2 separate regions of the Homo sapiens genome follow, and region 1 is linked to region 2. The links are chromatin loops, found by intact Hi-C in ENCODE. Cell type or tissue: ascending aorta. All regions are shown on one strand. Each heading gives the region's core, and the rest is flanking DNA. Links, peaks and the distances in the headings are about the cores only.

Region 1 (9,940 bases), core at 2,590-5,089, 110 kb before region 2:
AGTTTGAAGTCTCCACGGCCGATCTAAAAGCAAGTTCCTGAGGAAGGAGCCGGAAAGTTCTCTGAAACCAGTAGTGGAAGCTAGTCTCTAATAAAACAAAATGTTACCACGCTTCTGGAAAGATTCCACACATCAAACATTGAATAAAAAGGACAATTCGATTAACTGAGGCTGATTTCTTTTGACAAATTGACTTTGAAAAGGAATTCAGAGCAATAAAAAGGCCACGCCCTGACTTGAAAGCTTTAGCTGCTGGAGGGAGAATTCACAACGCATTTGCAAGGGGCTGCCGTAATCAACATGTTTGTAAAACAGGATGAAGGACTGCCCATAAATTTCAAACCCAAATGAGCAGAAAAGCACACAAAGGAGAAAATGATCAATTCAAGGCCCAAATGCCGGCGTCGTGTAAAACGTAACTCATTGAACACACACGCGGTTGGCCCGTGTTGAACATGCGTGACACAGCCCCGTGCAGTGGCTCACACCTGTAATCCCAGCACTGTGGGAGCCTGAGGTGGGCAGATCACTTGAGCTCAGGAGTTCGAACCAGCCTGGTCAACATGGTGAAACCCCATCTCTACTAAAAATACAAAAATGAGGCTGGTGTGGTGGCGTGCACCTGTAACCCCAGCTATTCAGGGGGTTGAGGCATGAGAATTGCTTCAACCTGAAAGGTGTGGGTTGCAGTGAGCTCAGATCGTGCCACTGCACTCCAGCCTGGGTGACAGAGTGAGACTCTGTGGAAAAAAAAGGAAAGAAAGAGAAAGAAAGAAAGAAAGAAAGAAAGAAAGAAAGAAAGAAAGAAAGAAAGAAAGAAAGAAGGAAGGAAGGAAGGAAGGAAGGAAGGAAGGAAAGAAAGAAAGGAAGAAAGAAAGAAAGAAAAAGAGAGAGAGGCAGGCAGAAAGGAAGGGAGGGAGGAAGAAAGAGAAAAAAGGAAAGAAAGGAAAGGGAAGAAACAAGGAAAGGAAGGAAGGAAGGAGGGAAGATACGTGACAGGCCTCCTCTGCCTTTGTTTCTAGAGCTGCTGCCAGCCTGCTGCTGCCTCTCCACGCTTTGCCTGAGGCCAGAGAATCCCACAGACGATGCTATTTCATGGCATCACTCTTTGAACCACTGCAAGCTTCCTTGTATAGCCCCCAAAACACAGGAAAGGCTGCATTTTAGCTGGGCCGGCTTCGAGACCAAGACGCAGTTGATGCACTTCACAATGTACTAATTTGTTGTTCACTCCATGAACAAAAACTGAGGCCTACTAGGTTCCCCAGAGCTGCTCAAGATGCCAGAGCCATGGAGGGGGGTGAGGGGAAGGGCAAGAAGGTGCCCATAGTGCTTATAATGTAGGAAAGGGGGACAGGGACGGGCAGACAGGAAAAGAAGGGAAAAGGCAAGCAGAGAACAAGGTTGTGAAAAGTGCTCTGTAGCCCGGGCGAGAGAGATGTCGGTGACTCCGAGTAAGGCATGATATCAGCATTACAGGGAAGGGCTCTGACTCAGTGTGATCTCAAAGTTGATAGGATTGCTCAAAGATTAAGTATTCAGACTAAAAGAAAGAGGGAGGGACCAGGATAAATTAAATTATCAGCTGGTTTACTGAGAAAACTCAGAGAAGAAGACATTCAGGGAGACACCAAGCCAGGGAGGTGACAAGTATGTGGTAAAATCCGAGCACGCAGAATTTGGGGGAACAGGACTCTAGACTGCCTCTAGAGAGAGCTGTATTGAAGGCCCTGCGACCCAGCACAGAGAAGGGAATGGTGCTCTAGGTCCCTGCCTCTGCAGAAGACAAATCCAGGAAGAGAACCAGGAAACTGCAGAGTAGCCAGCCACATGCGAGAAAAATCTGAAGGAGACGAAAATGTTTCAGGAGAAAGGTACTGAGCAACCAAGGGGCTTAATGCTGCTAGGTCAAGCAGATTCAGAAGTGAGATGCCACTGCTGGCTCTGGAATCGTGGTGTCCCTGGGGCTTGGCTGGCCAGAGCAGTTTCCCTGGGACATGGCCAGAGCAGACTTTTGGAGTGGGTGGGGGGTCGGAGAGGACAAGGAAAGGTGATTCCCTAAGGGGTGAGCGCATGAAGATTAGCAAAGTCGTGGGACTGTGGAGAGAGGTGTGTGTGCAGTGACACTGGGTCTTCCTCTGTTTTGTTTAAATGACAGAGGTTACTAAGCCACGTGGGTTTGTAGATGGTGATGCTAGAGAAGAGGGACACTCATCCTGCAGAAGGGGAAGGAAAATTATCAGTCACGTTCTTGAGAAGACAAGGAGCGCTTGGCTGGGCTGAAAACGCAAGGGGAGGATAGGACCTTTGCCGAGGGCAGGACGACTTACAGTGACACGAGGAAGGCACGAGTGAGGGTAGCAACGCCGTGTGCAGGCAGTCACAGTGTTGGAAAAACCAGGATGTTCCTAAACAAATCTTTTCACTTTCTAATGGAGTGTGAGGAAGGATTGTTAGCAGAGAGTGTGTACCTCTGTTGGGGAGGCCTGTGGAGTGAGGCAGAGACAGTGAAGGTGCAGGGAGCTGCAGGTGGGAGTGTGGGTGCACCTAAGATCAGGGCCTGAACAAAGTGAAGCTGTCATCACAGTGGCAGGAAGGGGGAGGCTACCTTCCCTTCCTGATTCCACTGCTGAGTTACAGGCATGGTTGGGAGCCTAATCCTAACCCTAACCCTAACCCTAACCCTAAACCTAACCCTAACCCTAAACCCTGACCATAACCCTGAAGCCTTACTATGACCCTAACCTTAACCCTAATGCTTAACCCTAACCCCAACTCCAACCCCTAAGCTTTAACCCTAACCCCTAACCCTAACCTCTAACCCTAACCCTAATGCTAACCCTCGGTGGGTGTGGATGACATTTTGACCAGGGTTGGGATTTGCCAGGGGAGTTCAGCCAGAGAGAGTTGGGCAAGGTGAGATGAATAATATTTCAGCTAGGATCAGATCAGGTTCTTCTCCAAGTAACAAAGACCAAAACTAAAGGGTCTTGAATACAATTGAAGGGTTTTTGTTATTATTATTCTTTTTTGTTTTTTGAGACAGAGTCTCACTCTGTCACCCAGGCTGGACTACAATGGTGCGATCTTGGCTCACTGCAACCTCTGCCCCCTGGGTTCAAGCAGTTCTCCTGCCTCAGCCTCCTGAGTAGCTGGGATTATAGGTGTGCACCATCACACCCAGCTTTTTTTTTTTTTTTTTTTTTTTTTTTGTATTTTTAGTAGAGACAGGGTTTTGCCATGTTGGCAAGGCTGATCTCAAACTCCTGACCTCAGGTGATCCAACCTCCCCAGCCTCCAAAAGTGTTGGGATTACAGATGTGAGCCACAGCACCCAGCCTGTTGTTGTTTCTTTCACATTAAAATCAGGAGGTGGGTGACCAACACAGAGTAGGGCAGCCCAGGTACATGTGTTCCTGAGACACCCAGACTCTGCCATCCCTAACTTTTACCCTCATGGCCCAAAGAGGCGCCCAGAGCACCAGCCATCACATCCACGTTCCAAGCAGCAGGATAAGAAGGGACACAAAAATGAAGTGGAAAAGACATGTTTTAAGGGATATTCCTGGAAACCATCAAATGACACTTTCCTTCATGGTTAGCTTCAATATAGAGAATCTATTCTGCCCAGTCATTTGTCAAGATAAACCTGGGGGCTCTATTTCTATGGAACATCAGTAGGAAGGGCAGGGAGGGGAAACCACTCATCTTCTTAGGGAAGATAACAGTGGGTGAGGAGAAAGAATGAGGCTGATGGATTGAGGCATCGGTGAGTTCAAAGATTTGCTCCAGCTGAAGTACAAGATTCCAGGAAGAAGAGATTGTGGTGGACAGGCCTGGGGCCTGCAAAGCTGACATTCTGGTAGCAGCGTTTGGAGTCACAGAAGGGAAGTTATTGGAGGTAAAGAGGCCCATGGGCCCTGGCGGGACTCATGGAGAGCCTGGAAAGAAGTGAGTGTGGGAGGAACATTTTCTCAAAGCGGCCTCTGGTGTTTAGAATGGAAGGAATTTTGGATTCCCCTCTGTCGTCATCCAGCTAAAAATTTTGAAGACTTTTTTTTTTTTTTTTTTGAGATGGAGTCTTGCTCTTGTTGCCCAGGCTGGAGTGCAATGGCACAATCTCGGCTCACCACAACCTCCACCTCCCCGGTTCAAGCGATTCTCCTGCCTCAGTCCCCTGAGTAGCTGGGATTACAGGCATGCACCACCACACCCAGCTAATTTTGTATTTTTAGTAGAGACAGGGGTTCTCCATGTTGATCAGGCTGGTCTCGAACTCCCGACCTCAGGCGATCCGCCCGCCTCGGTCTCTCAAAGTGCTGGGATTACAGGCATGAGCCACCGCGCCCGGCCCACTGAAGACATTTTAATTGTGCATTCATTCACTCAGCAGACATTTATTGAGTTCTAAATATTCTGCTAAGCCTTAAAAATCCGTTAATGAGAGAGCCTTCACCTCTGGTTAACAGACATTGCCAGTTAAACAGACGCTATCAGCCTTGTCCCCCAGCCAGTAGTCAAAGCTGTTGTTAACAACAGTTGCCATCACAACTGATTTTAAAGTTAAACATTCCATCCATTTCTCTAGATATCAAAGGCACACCGTAATAAACTCATCTAGATGCTGCTGTATGGACGGTCACTTTTGCTAACTGATTGAGTTTCGCAGAAGCCCTTGTGTGCTACTGTCACAGCCTTGACTGGCAATTTGTGTGAATACCTGACTCTGAGTCACAGGACGGAACGGATGGATATGTGGTTTTCATCTGACAATTTATTTTTGTGGTGGTTCACTCACTACAGGGCTTTTCAACTGGTGCATAATTTAGGTTAAAGTTTCTGAGCAGCTCTGGACTGCAAAAGGGCCTCCCTTCACTGAGCAGATGTATATGACCCCGTGCTTCTCCGATTCATACCAAACTTCAGAGAAACTCCGGGAAAGGTTCCTTCTGTATTTATGGATGAGAATTATGTGAAGCCTCTACAACCATCGTAGTTCATATCTCCAGAGAGGTAAAGGAATGCTAACAGAACAAGTCACTGAAAAGGGAGACTTGGCCAGTGACAATCAGGCTTCTCAGCTTCCACAGTGGCTGCAAACCAGTTTGAGCAGATTTCTGTTTGGCCCTTTCTCGGTAGGCTCTACCTCATGAACACCAACCTTTGCATCTGGCACGCTCCTTTTTCAAAGGCATGTCATAGCGGTAAAATAATTTAGTTGCAAAGTAGAGTTCTAAAATAGAATACAGTAGAATTTAATAGATTAAGACATTGTGGAATATATTATAATTGAATAGTAGGGATAAAATAGAAAATATCGGAGACTGTGTCTTGCAACATGAGTAAGAGGAGTTTGATGAAATTAGGTGGGAAATCAAAATTCTAGCCAATTGAGGACCAGGGTGGGGTTTAAAGGGAGCAGTCGCTGTCTATACAAATTTCTTATTCCTGTTTTATATAGAAACTGGGAGATTTTCCCCCCTCTCTTCCTTTCTTCTTTTATCTTTTCTTCCTTCATTTCTTTCATTTTTAAACTTTCATTCTTTTTTCTGTTCTTTTTATCCATCCCCCCCCTCCCTTTCCCTCCCTCCTTGCTTTTTTTCTTTCCTTCCTTCCTTTTTCTCTTTTCTTTTTCTTTCTTTCTTTCTTTCTTTCCTTCCTTCCTTATTTCTTTTCTTTCTTTCTTTTCTTCTTTCTTTCCCTCCCTCCCTCTCTCCTTCCTTCCTTTCTTCCTTCCCTAGCTCCCTCCCTCTTTCTTTCTCTTTCTTTCTTTTTCTCTCTCTCTCTCTCTCTCTTCCTCCACCTCTCTCTTTCTCTTTTAATGAGTCACAGAAAAAAAATCTTTTTAATCTTCTTTTTCCTTTTGTGCTGTGATTTTTAACACCCAATTCTAAGAAAGCTCTGTAATCTTTAGGAATTAGGGATACAGCTTCCAGTAAACTTTCTTTCATTTAGTTACAAATAATTCAATTATAAACCTCAAAGTTTCTGGTTTCTCCGTGTTAGACTCTACTACCTTTGCAGACCACTAAGCCTTTGTTTTAAAAGTCATTTTACAGCTATATCCCCTCTCCCAAAAATAAAATAAAAATTTATTTTTACAAGTCTAATAATAAGTGTTTGAATCAAATTCACTGACCTGCAAAGCAAACTAGAATAAGAACTGAATTTAAAATTCAGAGAAAAGAAGCAGTGGTGTATCAGAGAAAAGGATAGAGATACGTTAGAACAAAAGCAGACAGTTCTTGTCCTTATGGAGTTTACAGTCAAGAAGGAAAAGCACACGAAGTGAAGAACTGGAAAGACAAATGTGCTGGTACTGATGGGGGAGGCTGCACATAAATGGGGCAGGGAATGTCGGGGGAAAACTCTCTGACTTTTCCTCTTATGGTTGCGTAAACCTAAAACTTCTCTAAAGCATAAAATCAGCCAGGCATGGTGGCTAATGCCTATAATACCAGCACTTTGGGAGGCCAAGGCGGGCGGATCACTTGAGCCCAGGAGTTCAAGACCAGCCTAAGCAATATGGTGAAACCCTGTCTCTACAAAAAATACAAAAATTAGCCAGGTGTGGTGGCATGAGCCTGTAGCCCCAGTTACTTGGGAGTGTGAGGCAGGATGATCGCTTGAGAGGTGGAGGTGGAAGTTGCAATGAGCTATGATCAGACCACTGTACTCCAGCCTGGGGACAGAGCCAGACACTGTCTTAATAAAATAAAATAAAATAAATAAAAAGAATAAAATCTATTAAAATGAAAACAAACAAAAAATAGCAACAGCAAAAAAAAAAATGTAAAACTATAATCATGAAAGAAACATAGAGAGGAGCCAGAAAGGGGTGTATTTTGGTGACCTGACCTAATTTTTTCTGTGGAAGCTCGGATCTAAATGAAGAGTTAGTGTTGGCCAGGCAAATGGCTCAATGTTCTGGACACAGGCAAGGTCATGCCCAGAGCCCAGCGGTAGGAGAGGATGGGGCTTGGCACGTTGGAGGATGACCAGGGGGCCAGTCCGGTGGGATGTGGAGAGGGTGGAAGGGAGGCTGAGGGAGGTGGCACTAAATTGGGGCTAACAGCGATGGGCGATTATCAGAGATTTTTAAGAAGGTAAATGCTCTAATAACATTGACTTTTTTAAAACAGTTTGCCCCACTGTGTTTTATTTACAGAGGTATAATTTGCAGTGAAGTGCACAAATCAGTGAAATTTTACGTATGCAACCTTTATCACTCACCACCCAAACCAGAGTGGTGTCTTCCCAACACCCCAGGGCCTCTAGTCCTTTTCCAGCGTTGCCTGAAGACACAAACTACTGATGGCTGCATCCACATGACTGACTTCAAACACAGCACGCTGCAGGAGAAAAGCCGGATACGCGCGTGGAAAGTGGGTGGCTCCACCACCCTGCTGTTCAGGTTTTCTTTCTGAAAGTTCTTTTGGCTTTATTATGGAATAGAGGTTACAGAAAGGCAAAAGCTTTGGCCGTAGCGGGTGGGAAGATCTTCCTTACCCTGGAGGAGGAAGTAGGGTCTCCGTAATGTATGTGTGGTACTCAGGGCTCCCGGCAGCCCGAAGCCAGAGTGTGTCCTCACCCTGCCCCGGGTCAGCCCTGTGACCTGGAGGGAGCAACTGAAAAGCTCTGGGCCTCGGATTCCTCATCTGTGAAATGGGGATGCTAACAGTGCTACCTCCTCTGGTTGGTTTGTGGCAGAGGACACATGAGGCAACCTGTGTAAAATGCTTGGAGGGTGGCCAGTGTGGTTACCATGGAGATTGACTGGTACCGTCTTCCACATCCTGTGTTGACTAAGCGCGCACACCAGAATACAGTTCCAAACGATTATCAAACATGAATACAATTCAGAAAATAAACATGCAGCAAAACTTGCCATAAAGATTGCATGAAACTATCACTTTAAGAAAAATACATTAAAAATTACCTTAAATACCGAAAAGTACTTTTGTAAGTAAGGATCAGTCCAATAAATTTAACCTGTATTTGAATCAGTGTAAAACAACTTGGTTTATAATTTTGTCTTCATCGAGTGGGGGTGACTTTTGTAGCTTCTGTCACTGCTGCCTGGAGTATAGAATTAAACACCTTTTTGCAGAAAAAGCCTCCAGCTGTTTTTTTTTTTTTTTTTTTTTTTTTTACTCTCAGATAATATGGGGTGATTTTTAAAAGACCTGAGACACACAAAATGCTACCTTTTGTAATGCTTTAGGAGGAGGTCTTCAGAAAGTATGAACCAAACGCAAAATAAAAGATTTTTTTTTTTAAACGTTATAAGCACTGCACACGGATGAACTCTGCCAGGCTGGTGGGATTCTTTCTGATTAGATGACTGAATTTTATTTTTGGATTTTCCCCTTTTGCTGTATCCTTTTTATTTCTTAAAAAAGGAAAAAGGGTTAGCTGCCTGCTAGTGCACAGTTCTGCCTTTTACAGAGAAATCTGAAATCCAGGCCAGGGAGAAAAAGATGCTTTTATCCCTCCAGTGTTCGCAGCGTGAAGCATTTGGCGTTCACTCTGCAGCCCTCCTGAAACCAGATCTTCAGTGACCCGGGGCTCAGCCTGGGTGGTGCTGAACAGTGACCCGGGGCTCAGCGTGGGTGGTGCTGAACCCTGGCAGTGGTGTTGGTGGGATCTGTTCAGGAGACCGTGCTGTCTTCTACATTTACCTTTCAGTCTGGTCCTGCAGGGTCCTTTTCCGCCTTCGCTTTTTAGCTCTTAGGGGAAGGGTCCCCTGAAGCTTTCACAAATCCCAGCGGGGCTGCTGATTGGGTCTGAAACAAGATCAAGAAATTCAGGTAGCAAGAAAAGATCGGAGAGGCAGCCAGGGAGAGGCAAAAGGTGGACACTTTTCCTTTCATTGACTTTGAAAGTAGCTTTCTGTGCTTATATTTTGAGAATATAAGAACACAATAGGGAGTATAAACTTTTATAAATGAAAGGAATGAAATCACAGGTATTGCAGGTGAGCTATTAAATCTAGATAGGGAGCACCCCAATATCTGACTCTCTCTGAAACCCCAGGGTGATAGGCCCTGTACAGGAGGGGAGTGAGGCTGTTTATTGGAAAATTCCCATTGAGGACATGTGAACACAAAGAAGGGGATGATACCCACTGGGGCCTATTCGAGGGTGGAGGCATGAGGAGGGTGAAGATTGAAAACCTACCTCTCGGATACTATGCTAATTGTGTGGGCAACACGGTTATGTGTACACTAAACCCCCTCGATACACAATGAGCCCATATAACAAACTTGCACAGGTACCCCTTGAACCTAAAATAAAAGTTGGAAAGAAAGAAAAAAGAAAACACCCAGCAGACCATGTGAGGACATCTACAGCACGTGTCGCATGCCCTTCACTTCAGCCTGTGTTGTGTCGTCCCATCCAGGCAGCATGTACATGCTGGGGGGTTGGAGGGGGGTCCTGGGCCCTGCCCACCATCCCTGCAGCAGCTCACCAGGCCCTTGCTGCCAACTGTGTTCCAGTTTGCTGGCTGCACCTTGGAGAGGCCTGCTGGGGTGGCTGGGGTAGGAGGAGGGCGGCCGATGTCCTTCGGGTGAGGTGGGTGCTCTTACCATATCCCAGGGAAGTTTGCTTTTGCTAAAAGGATTTCTTTCTCTTCACCAGCCTTGACTTTTATTGCAAATGCAGCCCCAACATCAACCCTTTAAAAAAATGTCTCTGGGGTAGGTGCGTGCCAAGCCTCAAGAAAGGAAGTGGTGTTTGCCTGGCCCCCAAATGGGAGGTGAGGGGTGCAGCAGTGAAGGTGCCGCGAAAACCCTCCTCCACCACCGAGTTCAAAGGATTAGTTTGGAGATGGCCACCTCTGATGCCCTAGTCACGCTATGAATTATTATCCTATCTCATTTTAAAAAAAAAATTAAATGTATTAAGCATTATACGTAGTTCAGGTACAATGCTACAC
Region 2 (9,940 bases), core at 4,085-6,584:
GCCAAGCTGGTCTTGAACTTCTGACCTCAGGTGATCTGTCCACCTCGACCTCCCAAAGCACTGGAATTACAGGCATGAGCCACTATGCCTGGCACAAAAGTTCCTTTTGAGATCAAAGAAGATAATGGCTTGTCATTAAAATTGTATTTTTTGCATTGAAAAAAAAAAAAACTGCTACCATGGATGGAAAACATTCTAATCCCCTTTCCACCCTCACAAAGTATTCAGATGAGGGAAGCAGGCTGGGTATGGGACATCTAAGAGTAGATTCTGGCTCTGTTGAGACTTTTTCATATTACAATAGCTCTGAGCTTCTGGAAACTTAGGCTAAGGGACCTGATTTTCTAAGACTGCATGTTCTAAATAACAGATAAAACAGCTGAGTCTCCATTTAGCCTGGTCACTTGTGTCTCTTCCATTTCTTCTTAGGAAATGCAAAATGGTGGTGCTCTAACAAATAGGAAGCATTTTAGAAAGCATAGCTACTCTCAATGCATTAACTAGCAAGATGGAAATAAATACACGCAGCTTGTATCTTCTGATAAAACTCTATGACAGAGAGGAGGGAGCAGGCCTGGGTGCATGGGGAAGTGACACCTCCTGAGCAGCCAGGGTGTCTGATGCTGCCTGAATGTCCGGTGATCACATGTGATTGGCTCAGGAAAGTCCCAGAATATTTTAGGGTATTTAAGGTTTTGACTGGCAAGTAAATTTTTAATAACATTATTTTCTTACGTGCAGCAAATCATCTTTTGTTTTTTAAAGCATGCCCTTTTAGAAAATAGCAGTTCACTTAAAACTGAACTCATGGCGGGCGCCGTGGCTCACGCCTGTAATCCCAGCACTTTGGGAAACCGAGGCGGGTCGATCACCTGAGGTCAGGAGTTCAAGACCAGCCTGGTGAAAGTGCAAAATTCCGTCTCAAAAAACAAAAACAAAAATAAACAAACAAGCAAACAAACAAAAAAAAACCTGAACTCACATGACAGATTCGAAATATAGATTCTCAAAATAATTATTAGATATTTCCACTCCGAGGAAGACTATTGCTCTCACCCATGTTTGCATCTTCTTATTTGAAGGGTGACTTTATAGTATCCAAAAAAATTGGCTCAAAAAAAGATGAACGTTTAAATCTAAGCTTCCTTTCTGCAGATCTGTATACTACATCATTTTAGGTTATTTCTTACTTTTTGTGTTTTAAGAAACAAATTGGGGTGTAGTGTCTTACTAAGCTATTTGGACTTGTTCCTACAAATACTTATGTAAGAGTTCACCAAAAAGAGAATTTATAGGGAGCGCTGCCAGCCTCCAACATTGCAATGTAGAAAAACAGAGTTACAAGTGAAACTGGTCCTTGCCCTTTGTTTTCACTCTTCTGTTTAATTAGGGGAGGCATAGCTGTGGATAATTTATATTCAGTATCATGCACCCTATTAATTATCTTTTTATTCCCAACAAGGCCTTCAGACAACACTCCCGCACTGGGTTTATGAGAGTAACCCCCACCTTCCCAGGAAGTTGGAAGCATTGCCCCAGCCTTTCCAGAAGCTCTGCCTGCCGTTAGCTTGGATCATGAAAATTGGCTCGGCCAGGAGAATACATTATAAGGCCCCAAACCGCGCCAAATCTTAAGCCCTCAGAGCATAAAGATAAACTGATTTACAATTATTTTCATTAAAATGTCATTTTAGGTATATGAATGAACAAGACCCTGGTAAATATTTACTATCTATTCTGCACTACAAAAAGTAGGGAAAGAAAGACTCACCTACTTTCAAGTTGTATTCAGTATCTGGGAAGATAATTTTAAAAGGAAATCTTTAAAAGACCTTATCTATAGAGGGATGTTTTGGGCTCTGAGCCCCCTGAGAATAAAGGCTGGGTTTGTCTTGTTGACAGCTGGAACCCAACCTGTGAGATACCAGCTAGCACACAGTAAGCATCTGATAGACAACTGTTGGGTGGAGGTTGTTGATGGAATCCTAATAAAGAGACTATTACTTTTTTATTTTTTTTTTGGAGACAGAATCTCATTCTTTCGCCCAGGCTGGAGTGCAATGGTGTAATCTCAGCTCACTGCAACCTCCACCTCCTGGGTTCAAGCGGTTCTCCTGCCTCAGCCTCCCTAGTAGCTGGGATTACAGGGGCCCGCCACCACGCCCGGCTAATTTTTGTATTTTTAGTAGAGACAGGGTTTCGCCATGTTGGTCAGGCTGGTCTCAAACTCCTGACCTCAGGTGATCCACCTGCCTCGGCCTCCCAAAGTGCTGGGATTACAGGTGTGAGTCACAGTACCCAGCCCAAGAGACTATTACTCTTTACAGTTCTGATCTGTAAGTCTTGACTATCACTCTTTACAGTTCTGATCTGAGAGTGGTATGATTGTCGGCAACTTCTAGCTGAGAGTGGTATGATTGTCGGCAACTTTTGGAAGAAGGATCTGGAGAAGATGTGAAATTCTGTATGAGATATTTGTTGTTTTGCAGATTAACCTAACACAGAATGATACGGAAGTATGTTTTATTTAAAAATCAAATTGTAAGTATATAGGTAATGGGGAATTCTCAAAGTAACCAAAGATTCCTTTAGGATTCTGCTGATGATTTGTGAGCAGAGCCTCTGCTTCCTTTCCCTTTAAGTACGGCAGACTAAACAGACCCAAATAGAGTGATTTATTGATTCCATGGAAAGTATTAAAATCACATATTCCAAGCAAAAAATATCTTTATCATTATGCTAACCACTAAGTTGTGTTATTTCCCCTCACATGATACTCTGAGTGTGTCTTTTTGGTGGAGTGTGCAACTGTCATACCTAGATCATTGCAACACTTTCCCAGATGAATGACCTAACATGGACTCTCCATATTCTTTTTCATTCTATGCACTACAGCCAGACTAATCTTCCTTAGAAATTACTTTCATCTGTCTCCTTGCTTGAGCATTTCCAAAAGCTCAGTGCACTGCACTACGTCAGCCTCTGTGTCCTCCAGGATCTGATCCTGCTATTCTGGAGAACAAACTCCTCCCACCATCCAAGTGCCCCACAGGCCAGTCTGATTTATTCCTGGACTCATCTGACCTTGGCCCAAGAGGGCCTTAGTTGCAATACACTGTCCTATCTCCTCTTCTTATCCAGAGCAATATGGTCCACTTAGGCAATTTGGTCCAGAAGGTCTCCCTGAATCCTAACACCCCAGCTGTCAGTGTTACTTCTCTTTGAGTCCTTAATCCTTCAAGTTCACAGTCATAAAACCTGGATTCATCTTTACCCTCTACTTGTTTCATGAATGTGAGCCTTGGGACCTACGTAAATGGTGAACTCTTAGAAGGCTAAGACCGTGATATTTTGTCTCTTCAATAACACTGATCAAGATAGCAACAAAACAAAAGCTATGACAAAAAAAGAGGTACTTTTAAAACTCTTGGCTTGATACTCAGAAATTACATATTTAACCAATCTTTGACTAATATTCTCAGTAACCTAAAACAGTCTAAATTCAACAACGGGGAAACCAAAAAACTGAACACAAATGCATTGATTTTACAGCCTTGTTTAGGGTTTTTGTAGGCATAGAAATAATATGACATTACATAAGGGTATGGATTTCAGGGATAGAGATCAGTCACCAGCACACCGGGGAACACATTTTGTCTCATTCCATGATCTATCAAAGAGCTGTTAGAAATCCTAGGGCGAGCACACGGCTGGTGGCCATTCACTGCAAGGAAGGAGAACTGTTCTTTTATTTTTACATGCCAACATCTAATTATGAGAACATTAGCCATTTCACTTATAGAAATCTGTAGATAGTCTTATTTTATTCTCTAATCACAAGTAATATTTCCCATGGTATTAAGAGAGTCAAATTAACTATGATTGCATTCTCACAGCCTGGGAGCTAGACTCCACTCGGGACATCTTTGACGGTGCTGGATGAGAGCTGCTTATTCATTCTGCCTTCAACTATTGTCTGCTATTTTGTAAAGTTTCACCGAAAGATTTGAACGTGGTTTTGGAAATGAACCACCTCCATGCTCAAGCTTGAAAGTTTTCAATACGTGCATATGAACTGAGAACAGGGAGCCTAGGAGAGGCTGAGGATGAGGAAGAATGGGCGGTGTCTTCTGTGATCGAGTTTCCTTAGCGGGGCATTTGTTCCTGGGGGCAGAATTTAGGCACCAGATCAGACTTCTCTACAGAATCAGCTAAGCTGGCTGAGCTGATCTTGAGTAAAGTAGTAAAGTAAATGATGAATTTGTTGATGAGAATCAGCAAATCTAGTCCTACCACTTCATTCCTACTAATCCTTGGCTGGGCTGGGAGGACTTTGTGTGGTAGGGAAACCCATTGCCATGGTTCTAATCCTCACATCCTGGGTGCGCATGGTGCATGTGGCTGCCTTGCCTGGAACATGTGTTCATAGACTGTTCCACATCCTTGGAAAGTTAAGGGGGCTTTACCTAGAGTCTTGTGCCATCTGGATGTCTACCTCTGACTTGCTTCTCTTTAATGAAATTCATGACATGTGAAGTAGTGACCGCCGATTGATGCCAAACAGCAATTTGAGCCTCATTACTGACAATGTTTGTAAAAGCACAAAGTGAACCATTGTGGAAAATTAAGGGAAATGGTACTTATTACGTAATAATAAGAAACTTACACATTATTTTTATTTGGTGGAGATACTTTGGATGGATTTGTATGAGCTAAAATCACATTTTTCCCTTGGCCGGTCTTAATCACACTCCAAGTCTTTGCACTTTCTCATGTTCTCACAGAAGCATCATAGTCATCACTGGAGCAGGCAGGGATTGCTATCCCCATTTTACAGATGATGAGACTGAGATGTGAAGCTCTTTATGAGCATCATAACAACTAACACTTACTGAGTGCTTATAACATGGGAGGCATTATTCAGAATGCTTATGGGTATCAACTAATGAATGTAATCCCAAGGTCAAACTACGAGGTAGGTTCTAGTATTATTTCCATTTTGTAGATGAGAAATTGAGGCACAGAGAGTCTGAGCAACTTGCCTGTGGTCACACAGCTAATAACTGGAACCTAGTTATTCTGTCTTCGGAGCTTCCATTTTAACCACTTTGCTATGCTGTCTTTGTCATTACAGTTCTATAACTAATACTCACTTGCACTTGTCTGTTTATACATCTGCCCTTCCTTTACAGAATTTGAGCTTCTTGAAGGAGATCATTTGTTTCATTCACATTTTAAAATTTTGGTGTTGACATAGTATCCCGGCAAAAGGCTGGTTTTCAATCTGTGCTCACTTGAATATATAAGAATAATTAATCTGCTGCTGGTTTCCTACGAATAAACATTCATGCTACAACTTGAAATCAGCCTTTTGACTTTTAATCTTTTGAAATGTGATTTCAAGGTTTATGTTTTCTGTCTAAAATAGGTCAAATTGTTTTTTGAACAATGTATTCCTTGTCTCAGTTCCAACTGTGAGTATGGGTCAGTTTTCTGGAATGGTCAAGAATAGTTTGACCACACACAAATGTTCACAAGCAAATGGAAATTTGTTTCTAACTTTCCCTTTGCCAAATCACATGCGACACTGTCAGTCCAGACCCTCCTTTTACTTCCTGCTCTCGTTTTCCTCCCCAGCTCCCAGCCTATCTGCGCGAGCTTCTGTGTCCTAAATAACTTGGGAGTTACCAGTCTTCTTTAAGGATCTGGTGTTCTAAAAGGTTTCTAAAGAATTTTATGAGGTTTTTATTACTTAATTGACAAGAATTTATTAGCTAGAGTGGCAAGTAAATAAGGACGTCTTAAAAACAAAAAGTTGTTTTACTTCCCATTTCACTTTCTCTCTCTCTAGCTGTTTTCCTTCACTAATATTTCCAAAACACACAACAACAGTTGGCATCGCTCGCATATAAACAGCTCTTCCATGTCACTGAGAAAACGAGCAAGATCCAGGGAGGAAAAATGGATACAGGATATAAATAGAAAATCCTCAAAACAGGAATTTCAAAATGTCAACAAACAGGCAAAACTTTCTTTCAACAGCGCTATTATGACTGGTATGTTTCACTTGCTTTTTTTTTTTTTTTCTTTTTCTCCAGCAAATTGCTCAAATGTCGGTGTGCTCTCATGAACAGAAACGATGGCACGGTGGGTCCTGGTCTCAAGACTTCCTCTCAATGATTCAGAGGTCTTGGGGGTTTTTTGTCTGAATATCAGGCAAAGAGGAAGGACGGCTACAATGGAGGAGTCTCCTACCACGCTTGTGGTCGTCACTGTAGTGCTCAGTTGAATGGTGTGTCCATTGGGGTTGGAGTCCCCATCCTGTTCTGGGTCCTGGCCCCCCACAGGCTCCAGGGACATAACCCTTCCAGTTCAGGATCATGTGCTGGGGCACTGTTCCCTGAGGTGGGACTCTGGGCTGTAACAGCTGCTTTTGAAGCATGTTCCAGCTTCAACCACGTGCTTGGACGACACCAGCTCTTCCCACATACTCTTCCCCAGCTCTTGTGTTGAGTTTGGCTTCCACCTTCCTCCAGCTGGTAAGGTTCTCTGTTTCTCTTTGATGTGTGGGTTTCAAATCTTGGTCATAATCCCTTCACCTGCCATGCTCTGTTCTACCTTGAATAGGCTTTCATATTTTGAATTCTGGACCAGAGATGGGTTCTTGATACTCATCTTTTCCAGAAAATTTTGCATTGCTTTTGCAAGCAAGCCTGAGCCAACGGCAGAACTCTGCATCGCGCTGTGTTTCAGGGTGGGAAAGCCTTGGCCGCAGGGTAGGGAGTCTCATTCAATATCTGCTGTGGTGACACTGTCTCCTGCCACATAGAGAAGCTGCCAGCATAATGTTACATATGCTGCATGGTTGCACCCACTTATACTGGCAATCAAAACTACATGAATTACTGCAACAAAGAAAGTATTTTTGTCTATTGAATGATCCAAAATTACAAAAAAAAAGTGAAAAAGTGGCTACACTTATGCATCATTTATGGGAGTGTAAATTATATATATATATATTAAACAGGGTCTCGCTATGTTGCCCAAGCCATTCTGGAGCTCCTGCGCTTAAGTGATCCTCCTGCCTCAGCCTCCCAAGTAACTGGAATTATAAATGTGAGCCACTGTGCCCAGCAATTACAAAATTTTTGGAATGCAATTGGGAAGTACAGCTGAAAAACTTCAGCAACGTGGGCTGTTTGATTGTACAATCGCACTTCTTGGAATTTATCCTACAGAAATCAGTAGTCAAGTTCACAAAAACTGACAATAGCCATTACAGAGAAGCAGAAGAAAGGGAAATAAAAACATTCAAACCTACCAACAGGAGATTGGACAAATAAATCATGTTATAACTATACAATGGGCTATTATGTAACCATTAAAATGATCATCTATTCTAGATCTATACTTATTGCAATATAATAATAACCATAATATATAGTTATTTGATAAAAGAAGGTAGCACATGTGAGGTAGTACATCTCATTTCTATTAGAAAAAACTACACACAAACACAAACATCGAAGAAAGGGATCTGGGAAGAGAAGACAAGAAGCTCCCGGTGCATTGCTCGGGAGAAACACAACCTATGCCGTCAGTAACTAATTCCCAGGGCGACATCATTGGCAATTTCACTTATTTATGTTTTTCAATATTGATTATATACATATATATATATATATATATACATATTTAACCAAGATATTATAAGATTATTTTTATTTTTTTGATTACCATTTGTGTGATTGTGGTTCCCAAGTGCCAGGCTCCACAGAAAGTTTTACAATCATTTACAGCTGAAGTCTCAAAACTGCCTCAGGTCAGAATCACCGCGATTCTGTGCTTTTATAAATGAGGCATGCAGAATTGAAACAATTTTACAAGTTCATAAAACTAGTGACCAGTGGAGCTGGTATTTGAACCCTGACCGTCTTGTATGATCATGAATTATTCTCATGGTCAGAAAAAGAGATGATAAAAATCTACTTATTGAAAAAGAAGAAAAGAAAGTATTTCTCTCATCTTCATAACACTGGACAATACTTAACCTCTTTATTCATAAAATATTAAACAAATGCAAAGTTAAATAAGAGGTTGCTATTTTTTTTTTTTTGCTTTTTGTTTTCTCTTTCCACCCAGAGTCTAGAGTATTTCATAGTTAATTTTCTGGTTATTAAAGATATCATCAAGCTGAACATTCTTTCATTACAAGGGATAATCAGCTGATTTCTGTGTTTTTCTTCTCTGTGAGAAACATGCCCACAGAAACTGTTCTTTCCAAATCTACTCATGGACATATTAAAAAGAAGGTCTGCTCCCCTGATGATGCAAGAGGCCCAAGAGTCCGAATGGCAGACCTGATCAAGTGGGCTTGATCACAGGGGCTTGGCTGCTACGAATGCTTGGTGGTGTCCATAGATTACAGAGGTAGACGGTGTTTGTGTTAGTCTGTTCTCATACTGCTATAAAGATACTACCCAGACTGGTTAATTTATAAACAAAGGAGGTTTAATTGACTCAGAGTTCTGCATGCTCGGGAGGCCTCAGGAAACTTACTGTCATGATGGAAGGGGAAGTAGGTACCTTCCTCACAAGGCAGCAGAAGAGAGTGTGTGTGCGAAGGAGGAACTGTCAAACGCTTATAAAACCATCAGGGATCTAGTGCAAACTCACTCGCTATCACGAGAACAGCATGGGGGAAACTACCTCCATGATCCAATCACCTGCCTCCCTGGACAGGTGGGAATTACAATTCAAGATGAGATTTGGGTGGAAACACAGAACCAAACCGTATCAATGTTGATTAGCTATTGGGCAAATCCATGGCAGAAAACTTACTATAAAAACCAGATATTCACAACATTTCCAGCTGCACAGAGAACACTGACAGATGCATGAAAGAAATGTTTTCTGCCACCACGAGCTTTCTGCCATTCTGGAAATAAATAACATACACAGAACACACACAAATACACATGAAATACTATCTCATTATTCCTCCCAGAAAATCTTAAGGCTCATATCCACACACATACATGCATGCACACACATACACTGTTGCTGGACTGTCAAAAAGTAATTTAGGATCACAGTTCCACCACTCTCACACCCACAATAAAGGACAAAGTCAGATAAAGTCAGATGTAGGCTGAGCCCCAAAGCTGCCTTCGTCTCCAGGGAATCTCAGATGACAGTGGAGGGTCTGTGGGAGGAGAGGCCAAGGCTCAGAACCACCAGGCGGGGTCAGAAGGAGACTTCGATGGCTGCACCTTCTGCATGAGAGTGAACTAGAAATAAACACACCTGACAGAAGGGAACACCAGAAAGATGTGCATTCCATCATCCTGGCCCTGAGTGTAGGGAAATGAATCAACAAAGCACTCCTGATCATAACCAGAACCTGGCCCTCACATCAAATTGTAATGCTGTCCGAATAAATTTTCAGCAAAATTTTTGGTCCAGTAAACCTTGAAGACAATTTTGAAGTTTAAAATAATATGCTTAAAAGAAGCAAATACAAATGTTTTCTAGAGAAATAGACCTAGAACACAGCCTCAGATAATTCTCACGGTGGTAGGTTTCAAAGATGATGAAAAACATCATGATACCACACACAACACCTCAAGGAAGAAGGCACAATGAGTGAGACACAGCAGACACGACAGACTGCAGAACCAATCCTGCACACTCTTAGACACTGGAATTGACTAAGGTATGATACAGCTATAGTATATTATATAATGTTATATATAATATAAATGTATCATATACATAAATACTATGTTTATTTATAATATTACTTGTAAATAATTTATAATTAAAATATTTATAAATAAAGATACTATTATATATTACCATTATAAATTGTTATAATTATATACCATATAATTATATATTCTTATAAATTATTATCATTATGAATTATATTACTGTTACA

Evidence for each region. A loop is a pair of places that touch in the nucleus more often than their neighbours do. Peaks named below come from ENCODE experiments on the same cell type or tissue, not always from the same donor. Only the 100,000 strongest peaks of a DNase experiment are listed, where the experiment ranks them.
Region 1: it touches region 2 in a loop (2.6-fold over the local background); 6 of 110 quality-filtered maps call a loop at or near these places.

Annotation. Positions count from the first base shown.
Region 1 is chr10:3,941,341-3,951,280 of GRCh38, forward strand. LOC105376367 (a long non-coding RNA gene) reads left to right here and starts at 1,606. Exons shown (of 3, transcript XR_930585.3): 1 at 1,606-1,874; 2 at 4,804-5,013; 3 at 7,169-8,017. In ascending aorta, for the core only: no CTCF peak of the experiment used is centred there; a DNase peak (open chromatin) is centred at 3,895; H3K27ac peaks cover 2,500 bases.
Region 2 is chr10:4,045,619-4,055,558 of GRCh38, forward strand. LOC107984195 (a long non-coding RNA gene) reads left to right here. Exons shown (of 10, transcript NR_176060.1): 3 at 6,099-6,539; 4 at 9,581-9,715. Among named protein-coding and RNA genes, the nearest start is that of MIR6078, 59 kb to the left of the region's middle. In ascending aorta, for the core only: no CTCF peak of the experiment used is centred there; a DNase peak (open chromatin) is centred at 5,623; H3K4me3 peaks cover 1,318 bases; H3K27ac peaks cover 2,500 bases.